Regions from separate parts of the Homo sapiens genome. Here region 1 is linked to region 2. A link is an interaction called in ENCODE POLR2A ChIA-PET data of the cell type or tissue named here. Cell type or tissue: PC-3. All regions are shown on one strand. Each heading gives the region's core, and the rest is flanking DNA. Links, peaks and the distances in the headings are about the cores only.

Region 1 (5,386 bases), core at 99-5,098, 170 kb before region 2:
TCTCCTGCCTCAGCCTCCCGAGTAGCTGGGACTACAGGTGCGTGCCACCACACCCAGCTAATTTTCGTATTTTTAGTAGAGATGGGGTTTCAGTATTTTGGCCAGGCTGGTCTTGAACTCCTGACCTCGTGATCTGCCCACCTCAGCCTCCCAAAGTGCTGGGATTATAGGCGTGAGCCACCACACCCAACTTTTTGTTGTTGTTGTTGGAGACGAGTCTCGCTCTGTTGCCCAGGCTGGAATGCAGTGGCATGATCTCGGCTCACTGCCACCTCCGCTTCCCAGGTTCAAACAATTCTCCAGCCTCAGCTTCCTGAGTAGCTGGGATTATAGGCACGCGCCACCACGCCCGGCTAATTTTTAAATTTTTAGTAGAGGTGGGGGTTTCACCATATTGGCCAGGCTAGTCTCGAACTCCTAGCCTCGTGATCCGCCTGCCTCGGCCTCCCAAAGTGCTGGGATTATAGGGGTGAGCCACCGCACCCAGCCCTGATCCACGGTTTTAAGAATCTTAAATAGGGCGGCTGGGCATGGTGGCTCACGCCTGTAATCCCAGCACTTTGGGAGGCCGAGGCGGGTGGATCACGAGGTCAGGAGATCGAAACCATCCTGGCCAACACGGTGAAACCCCGTCTCTACTAAAAATACAAAAAATTAGACGGGTGTGGTGGCAGGCGCCTGTAGTCCCAGCTACTCGGGAGGCTGAGGCAAGAAAACGGCATGAACCCGGGAGGCGGAGCTTGCAGTAAGCCGAGATCGCGCCACTGCACTCCAGCCTGGGCGAGAGTGAGACTCCTTCTCAAAAAATAAATAAATAAATAATCTTAAATAGGATACATTCAAAGATATCCATACCTAGGAACATCTTAGTTAATACAGATGGAACAAGGTTAGCCCTAAGGTAATAACTATTGAAGCTGTGTGATGGATTCACCCATGGAGTTCATTATGCTGTTATCTGATTTTGTAAATGATTAAAGACTTGCATAATGAAGTTTTTCAGAAGAGTAAGGATGAAATAAAGATCCTTTTTTTTCTGACAGAAACTGTCACCCCCAAAGCTGGCTCTAATTGAGTTACTGCTCTTTCATGGTCTCTGGGCCCTTTCACATGTCATCTTAGGGTCAGAGAACCACACCTTCACACTGTTACCATTACAGGATGAAGGTACTGTATAAGAAGAATCCACATTTCTCAGTTCTGTAGATACGTCTGTAATATAACTGTTGCAGGACTACTTAATATCTTAAGTACCAAAGGCCAGGGACTATACTCACAGAAGCATTTCCCTTCTAAGAAATAGTGATGGACTGTAGCAAAGTGGTTGCAATCCAGACCTTCAAAGAGTAACTCTCAGGCCCGGCGTGGTGGCTGTAATCCCAGCACTTCGGGAGGCCGAGGCGGGCGGATCACTTGAGGTCAGGAATTTGAGACCAGCCTGGCCAACACGGCGAAACCCCATCTATTAATAAGGGAGGAGACCACCCCTCATATCGTCTTATGCCCAATTTCTGCCTCCAAAGAAAGAAGTAAAAACTAAAAGGCAGAAATGAAATCCACAGGCAGACAGCCCGGTGCCACACCCCAGGCCTGGTAGTTAAAGATTGACCCCTGACCTAATGGGTTATCTATAGATTACAGACATTGTATAGAAATGCACTGTGAAAATCCCTGTTTTGTTCCGATCTAATTACCGGTGCATGCAGCCCCCAGTCACATACCCCTGGCTTGCTCAATCAATCACGACCCTCTCACACGCACCCCCTTAGAGTTGTGAGCCCTTAAAAGGGACAGGAATTGCTCCCTGGGGGGGCTCGGCTCGAGACAGGAGTCTTGCCAATGCCCGCGGCCGAATAAACCCCTTCCTTTAACTCCGCGTCTGAGGAGTTTTGTCTGCGGCTTGTCCTGCTACACTAAAAATACAAAAATTAGCCGGGCGTGGTTGTGTGTGCCTGTAGTTCCAGCTACTCAGGAAGCTGAGGCAGGAGAATCGCTTTAACCCAGGAGATGGAGGTTGCAGTGAGCCGAGATGTCGCCACTGCACTCCAGGCCTGGGAGACAAAGTAAGACTCTGTCTCAAAAAAAAAAAAGAGTTAACACTCAGAAGTCAGAATCTCTATTTGAACATTTTTAGGGGCAACTAACAGGTTAGTTCTGAAATTCAGGATTATTAAACCTAATAGACTCCTGGGTGAGATGCAAAGAACATCAAGAGTGAGCTCATTGCAAAGTCTGGAACCAAAAATGTTAGTATGTCAACAAGGAAAGAAATGATAGCAGAGTTCTTTTATTCCAGAAATATTTTAATACAATCGTAGTACAGTTATGAAGTCACATTCAATCCACTGAATATATTCAAGGTATTAATAAAAATATTATACATCTTTATTCACTATCTTAATATAATTAAAGTATTTGGTTCTTATAGGTAAGATTAATTACCATATTCATTCATATATGCACTGCTAGTCAAACAACATGGAAATGAATGTATGGATTATGATAGTGGGGGTTCAGTCCTTTTTGATCTGAAGTCTAAGTTTCAAAAGTGAATGTTTTCTTTTTTAAATGTCACAATATTTGAATCCTAGAAAGAATAGGCAACTAATTTAAGGCAAGATATTGAAACTTTTATACAACTTTAATTTGAAAAAAGAAATGATCAAAGATCATACATGCCTTAACATTTAGATACCTATAGATTCATATAAAGGCAGTAATAAAAATATCAGTGCAAGTTCTACATTGGGTTCCTCAGTAGAGAAAATAATAGGTTCTTTGAGTGAACCATTATCTTCAAATCCCAAAACACTGGCAAGAAGAAATAATTCTTCTGATGCAGGACAACATGTAGCATAATTATTTTTAGTCAATAAAGGTGAGTATAAAATATTGTGATTATACATAAAAATTAGTGTCTTGGCCAGTTTGTTAAACTTTTTTTAGATTTACTTTAATGTCAGCTTTTAAAAAATGCTTAAAAATCCAACTGATTTAAAATTTATTGATAGTAGTAGTGCAAAGAGGCTCCACTCTACTTTTTGGTACGGGCTGAAGATTAGCATTTCATAAAGAAATAAACTATATGTAAAATGTATGTGTGTTTGAATGAGTAAAGAAGGCACAAAATGAGTTAAATTAAGAGAAAACATTACCACTTGTTCTGAACTCTTAACTGTACAGTATTATAATATACACTTAGATATGAATCCAGATTTCTTATAATGGAAGTGACAGGACATTTTTTAGCTCTATTATTTGTGCTAAAAGACACTGTCATAATAGACTGCAAAAAGGCAGTACATGTTGAGTCTAATTAACGACCTCTACCAAGACAGTTTTTGTTTGTTTGTTTGTTTTTAAATTACAGTGGCTAAGTGATAACTGGTGGAATGGAATTCGGTCTCAAAAGCTTAAGTGAAAATTACTAGTACATTTGCATTTGCAAAGGTACTTACATACTTTAAGGAAATGTTAATGATCTGTGGAAAAAGCAAATGGTGGTGCTTTGATCTGCATTTTAATTAACATTAAATAGACAACACATTTTAACATTTAAAAAAGACATTCATATACCATACTCATGGGTTTAACTACATATGGACCATTAGTGTTAGGCACCAAAAATTTCAAGTCTTTCCCCCACCCCGTCCCAGTGATATATTATCAACTCTTCTATTTCTTCCCTGTAGGTATCACCATTTACATTAAACATTTGTGCAGTTCATAAAAATTCTGTTCTGGGAAACTGAATTGGCGATTGTCCTTTCTCTCTTGGTATTCTTTATTGCATATTTTGTCAGTTTTCTCACAGCAACCTGATTGGTACAATTTCTATTACCATTTTTAAAGTATCTGTATTTCTATTCTAACCATGAGTTCTTATTATATATATGTATATATCCAAATTAACAAAATTGTGTCTGAAGTTGAGTAACTAATAAAAATGAATCTTACTCTTTTTTTCTTTTTTTTTAAGATGGAGTTTTGCTCTTGTCACCCAGGCGGGAGTGCAGTGGCGTGATCTCGGCTCACTGCAACCTCCGCCTCCTGGGTTCAAGCGATTCTCCTGCCTCAGCCCCCCAAGTAGCTGGGATTACAGATGCCCGCTACCACGCCTGGCTAATTTTTGTGTAGAGACGGGGTTTCACCATGTTGGCCAGGCTGGTCTCAAACTCCTGACCTCAGGTGATCCGCCCACCTTGGCCTCCCAAAGTGTTGGGATTACAGGCAGGAGCCACCGTGCCCGGCCGAATCTTATTCTTACTGGTTACTGTAGAATAATTTCAGTCCTGTCCCTTATGATTCTGAATCCAATTATATAAAGGAAAATAACTTTTCATGTGAATGTAAAATGTTTACACACATAAGTAAGACAGTTTACAAGACAAACTGGTCTACACAGACAAAGGTCTATATTAAAGTTCAATCTGGACCCTAGAATTCTTGTCATGGGCCTCTTGTGAAGAGTCTGCCCTACTCAGGAATGGGCACATGGGTTAACAATTTTCACTTATTTACTGAGGGAGTGGAGTATAGATGTAGGGAGGTGAAATTACCATTCCTGGGAATAAATGTAGGATTTTAATGGAATGATAGAATTTATTGTACAATCACATTGGTGAGTCTTATTCAGGTATTAGGCTTAACTATTTAGATAACTAATTCATACATCAGAAGTAAAGGATTTTTTTGTGGGAAAAACATTAGTACATGTACATAATTTCTTGTCTTTAGTAAGCTGCAAGTGAGTGAAAACTATGTACTAATTATTTATCAAATCAGGAAAAAAATCAGAAACGAAGTGCCAGGGAAGCATATAAAGTTAAGGCACCATTATTTACAACATCAGTGATTGGCACTTATTCTGAAAAAGGCTTTAAAGACATGAATAAAAAGCAGTATTACGTTTTTCCCTACTTCTATAAACTACTTAGTAGTTCTTAACTTAGCTATCTATTATTTGTGCTTTGTTTTTCAGCTCCATGAATAGCAGCTGGATTTTACGGTAACATCCTGCATTTTTCCTTTACTTTGGTGTTTGTGAACATTACACAGTGGTAAAGGCTATAAAAGGTGCATAACAGGAAAACACATATGCTTTGCCTCCTTATAGAAAACAATGCAAAATAGGTGGCTGAACTGACATAGTACTGTCTCAAAGTCTTTTTCAGGAATTAGTATATATTAAGTTTAGGGTTTGTAGCATTCTACATAATGACTTTAAAACAGCAATGGCTTCCAAAAATTCAAAAAGGTTAGTTATGTGACTGTTGGTCCAACAGATGTGTTGAAATGCAGCAAGTATATTTAACTTTATAAGTTCTGTCCAAGTATAAAAATACTATACAAAATTAACAAGTGTGTGTGTGTGTGTCTGTGTGTG
Region 2 (5,386 bases), core at 194-5,193:
AATTTTTCATTTTGTAAACTTTTTTGTTTTAAAAATTAAGACACAAACACACACATCAGCCTATGCCTACGTAGGGTCAAGATCATCAATATCACTCTACATCTTGTCGCCCTGGAAAGTCTTCAAGGGCAATAACATGCACGGAGCATCATCTTCTGGATGTCATATTCTAGACTGTCTTCTAGACTATCTCCTGAAGGGCGTGCCTGAGGCTGTTTTACTTTTTTATTTTATAAGTAGAAGTATTAGGTTGGTGCAAAAGTGATGGTGGTTTTTGCCATTACCTTTTTTTTTCAGACAGAGTTTCGCTCTTGCCGCCCAGGCTAGAGTGCAATGGCACGATCTCAGCTCACTGCAACCTCTGCCTCCCGAGGTTCAAGCCATTCTCCTGCCTTAGCTTCCCAAGTAGCTGGGATTACAGGCTTGTGCCACCACGCCCAGCTAATTTTGCATTTTTAGTAGAGATGGGGTTTCACTGTGTTGGTTAGGCTGGTCTTGAACTCCTGACCTCAGTTGATCCATCCACCTTGGCCTCCCAAAGTGCTGGGATTACAGGCATGAGCCACTATGCCTGAATTTTTTGCCATTATTTTAATTGCAAAAACCGCAGTCACTTTTGCACCAAACTTTGTACACTCTAAAGCAATGATAAAAGATATAGTACAGTCTGGGTGCTGTGGCTCACGCCTGTAATTCCAGCACTTTGGGAGGCCGAGACAGGTGGATCACAAGGTCAGGAGTTTGCGACCAGCCTGGCCAACATAGTGAAACTCCGTCTCTACTAAAAATACAAAAATTAGCCTGTCATGGTGGCGCACACTTGTAGTCCCAACTACTCTGGAGGCTGAGGCGGAGAATCACTTGAACTTGGGAGGTGGAGGTTGCAGTGAGCCGAGATCGTGCCATTGCACTCCAGCCTGGGTGACTGAGCGAGACTCTATCTCGGAAAAAAAAACAAAATACAAAAATTAGCTGGACATGGTGGCGCATGCCTCTAGTCCCAACTACTCTGGAGGCTGAGGCAGGAGAATCACTCGAACCCAGGAGGTGGAGGTTGCAGTGAGCCAAGATGGCGCCACTGCACTCCATCCTAGGCGACAGAGCGAGACTTCGTCTTAAAAAAGAAAAATATATGTACAAAAATTAGCTTGTGGTCCTAGCTACTTAGGAGGCTGAGGTGGGAGGATCACTTGAACCCAGGAAATTAAGGTTGCAGTGAGCTGTGATTGCACCATTGCACTCCAGCCTAGGTAATAAAGTGAGACCCTGTCACACACCCACAAACACACACACAGACACACGCACACACATTCAAATGTATAGTGTGGTAAATAGTAGGCAATAGGAATTTTTCAGCTCCATTTTTAAATCATGGGACCATCATTGTACATGTTCATGAGAATCGCTTGAACCCGGGAGGCGGAGGTTGCAGTGAGCCAAGATTAGGCCACTGCACTCTGGCCTGGGCAACAAGAACAAAACTCCATCTCAAACAAAAACAAAAACAAAAACATGGAGTGTGGTGGCGTGTGCCTGTAATCCCAGCTACTTGGGAGGCTGAGGCAGGAGAATCGCTTGAACCCAGGAGGCGAAGTTTGCAGTGAGCCGAAATCAGGCCACTGCACTCCAGCCTGGGCAATAAGAGTGAAACTCCATCTCAAAAAAAAAAAAGAACAATTATAACAATATTTGAGCATCACTACTCTTGGGCTTTGGGGTCATTATTAAGAAAAATAAGACTTACTGAACACAAGCACTGTGATACTGTGACAGTTGATTTGATAACTGAGATGACTGCTAAGTGACTAATAAATGGGTAGTGTATATAGCATGGATATAATGAACAAAGCGATGATTCACATCTGGAGTGGGACAGAGCAGGATGGCTGAGATTTCATCATACTATATACTACTCAGAATGGCATGCAATTTAAGACTTATGAATTATTTCTGGAATTTTCCATTTAATCTTTTTGGACTGTAGTTGACTGCTGGTAACTGAAACCCAGGAAAGTGAAACTGCATATAAGCGGGGGACTACTGTGTTGACGTAGACAACTATGCTTGACCTCAACTAAGACATTGGCTCAACAAAGAACAGCTTGCAACAGAACTAAACCACTCCAGACTAACCTAATTCAGAACCAAAGCCCGTGGGAGGTTGAGGCAGGAGGATCACTTAAGCCCAGGAGTTCAAGACCAGCCTAGGCAATACAGAGAGACCCCATCTGTACAAAAAATAAAATTAGGCAGGCATGGTGGTGCACGCCTGCGGTCCCGGATACTCCAAAGGCTAAGATGGGAGGATGGCTTGAGCCTGGGAGGTCAAGGCTGTAGTGTGCCTTGACTGTGCTACTGCACTCCAGCCTGGGTGACAGAGAGAGAGAGAGACTGTCGGGGGGTGGGGGGAAGCCTGATTTAGGATGGCTTAGAGCCCAGAATATGCTAGCTTATTCCCGTATTCACTCACTCATTATCATCAAGTAGGTATTTACTGTAGGTCTACTCTGTTCCAAGCACTGTGGTAAGTGCTTAGGATGATCTGGACATGGGAGGATTTCCTAGAAGCTTGTACCACCCTAGTGATCAAATGTAGGGCTCAGCTCCTCTTCCTGTTGTTGTCAGCACATCCAGACTAGTGTCATCAGATAAGCTTGCATAGATTTTCCCCATGACATCATATTCTGCTTCATTTTCATATGGCAAATTTTGTCATATAATAGCATGTCTCATCATGGCCCCACCCCATAACCTTTTGACCTAGTAGATTTCTATACTGGCTTATGACCATTCACTATACAAATATTTATTAAATGACTTTAGATTGCCAGAAAATACTGCCTTTAAGTAACTCACAATCTTTAATTCTACCAAAGGAAATTGATAAAATTGTTTAAAAAGCTACTCCACTGTGATAAATTTTATAATAAAGATGTCTTCAAAGTTCTGTAGGAGGAGGAGTTGTTTCTTTTTTCTTTTTCTTTTTTCTTTTTTTTTTTTTTTTGAGACAGAGTCTCACTGTGTTGACCAGCCTGGAGTGCAATGGTGCAATCTTGGCTCACTGCAACCTCTGCCTCCCAGGTTCAAGCCATTCTCCTGCCTCAGCCTTCTGAGTAGCTGGGATTACAGTCACCCACCATCAAGCCCAGCTAATTTTTGTATTTTTAGTAGAGACGGGCTTTTGCCATGTTGGCCAGGCTAGTCTCGAACTCCTGACTTCATGATCTGCCTGCCTCTGCCTCCCAAAATGTTGGGATTACAGGCATGAGCCACTGCGCCCGGCCAGGAGTTGTTTCTTAATGCTAGGAGAGTGTGGCTTGGGGAAGTAATTTCTCCACTGTTATTTGAAGAATAATTCAGAGTTCAGTGAAAGAGAAGGGCCTTCTAAGAAAAGGAACAGTTTGAGCTGAGGTATGCAGGCAGCAAAGAGAGTGGGATGTTTCAAGGACAGTTGTTGATGATGTTATGGATCTTTTGAAGATATGGTTTATACCACTTGGGGAGTAATAAGATTTCTTCTAAACCTGACCCAAGGATATTTGACACCAGGGATTTGTGTGGGTTTTTTGTACTTTTTACGTATTTATTTTTTCTGTAGAGTTGAGGTCTCACTATGCTGCCAAGGCTGGTCTTGAACTACTGGCCTCAAGCCATCCTCCTGCTTTGGCCTCTCAAATTGTTGGGATTACAGGTGTGATTCACCATGTCCAGCCAACACCAAGGATATTTAACAACAAACATATAATAAGAATTATGTCAATATCAGTGAATTTTCTTGGAAAGTATTTTATGAGTCAAATTTTATTGATTCAGTTTAATTCCATGATTAATGCATGCACTATAAAGCTCTTGAATACACTGTGGGGCAGCAAAACTCTACCTCCGTCCTCTTAGGGTCCTGGCTGAGCCTGGGAATCACATTGACATAAGACAAATTAACAGGAGAAAAGCATAGAAATACAAGTTTTACATGGCACCAGAGTCCTCACAAAGAAATGAAGATACAAAGGAGCAGTGAGAGTCACTTATATACTGAATTGGACTTTGGACAAAGAGTAGTAACTGTGAAAATGTGATAAGGCAAAAGAGCTTGGACTAGGGTAGCTCATTGGATAGAGAAGTGACTAGGAAGATAAGGGTTAGTTTTAAAAGGTTTGTTTGTACAGAATTTTCTTCCTGTCCTTGATAATAAGAATGTTTGTTGGTTTATAGGGAGGGCATCTTTCACATAGGAACTTCATCTCTTGCTTTTAAGAAACAAAATGAAGGTCAGAGTGATCTTCTTGTATTTGCTGTTTTCTTTTTTTAATCTTTAATTCAGGCCAGGTGCGGCGGCTCATGCCCGTAATCCCAGCACTTTCGGAGGCCGAGGCAGATGGATCATGAGGTCAGGAGTTTGAGACCAGCCTGGCCAACATAGTGAAACCCCGTCTGTACTAAAAATACAAAAAGTTAGCTGGGGATGGTTGTGGGTGCCTGTAATCCCAGCTGCTTGGGAGGCTGAGGCAGGAGAATCGTTTGAACCTGGGAGGTGGAGATTGCAGTGAGCCGAGATCTCACCACTGCACTCTAGCCCCAGCAACAGTGCGAGATTCTGTCTCAAAAAGAAAAAGAAAAAAAAAAAAAATATATATATATATATATATATATATATAATTCAAAATAGTCAATATGCCAGAACAGCATACTTTGGGGTGGCATATTCTTCATGCTTTCAATACAATGGGGGCAAAATACTCCCAGAAGTCAAGGGTGGCAGGATCGGAATATTCTTGGGGTTAAAACAGCAGTGTATCAATATTCCACTGCTTCCATCCTTGTCACAATGAATTTCCTAAGGTCTACATAGCTTCTCATGTCATAGATTACCTTCCCCTCCTACAACATATTTCCCAACATTACCTCACCTCTTTGTTATATGGAATTCCCCAAACCAGTGTCACAAACTTGAATGCCCACAAGTGCTAGGTGGATAATATGAGTAAAACTAACTAAATGAGGACTGTGGTAAACTAAGAGTACCTGTCTCATCCAAAAAAAGAAAGCTGTTAGTGTGCTCCAGCCAGCTGTTGCCAGGTAGGAATGCAGACCAAAGGTTGTCAGAACTCCAACATTTTTAAAAAGAAGCCAGAAATCCTGATTTTTATTATAGAAATTCCAAATTTGGCAACTAACTGGGGAAGAAACACACAAAATCCTGTGTGCAGGCCAACAAAACATGTCTATGGGCCAGATCCCACCCCTGGGCAGCAGTCTTGTGATCTTTGTCCTAAAACTTTCAAACTTTTCTATGTTATCATGCTTGAAGGAATGAATGACTGCTCCATTCCCTTATGACATCATGATCACTGACTTCCCAAATATGGGCCCAACCCTTTTCCTGTTG

What was found. Peaks named below come from ENCODE experiments on the same cell type or tissue, not always from the same donor. Only the 100,000 strongest peaks of a DNase experiment are listed, where the experiment ranks them.
Region 1: POLR2A ChIA-PET joins it to region 2 with 7 read pairs; 7 of 35 experiments call an interaction of 5 or more read pairs at or near these places.

The regions. Positions count from the first base shown.
Region 1 is chr11:17,084,290-17,089,675 of GRCh38, forward strand. PIK3C2A (phosphatidylinositol-4-phosphate 3-kinase catalytic subunit type 2 alpha) reads right to left here. Exons shown (of 33, transcript NM_002645.4): 33 at 2,286-5,386. Among named protein-coding and RNA genes, the nearest start is that of RPS13, 9.3 kb to the left of the region's middle. In PC-3, for the core only: no CTCF peak of the experiment used is centred there; no DNase peak of the experiment used is centred there.
Region 2 is chr11:17,254,775-17,260,160 of GRCh38, forward strand. No RefSeq gene overlaps it. Among named protein-coding and RNA genes, the nearest start is that of NUCB2, 19 kb to the right of the region's middle. In PC-3, for the core only: a CTCF peak has its summit at 3,883; DNase peaks (open chromatin) are centred at 1,867, 2,657 and 3,757; H3K27ac peaks cover 2,383 bases.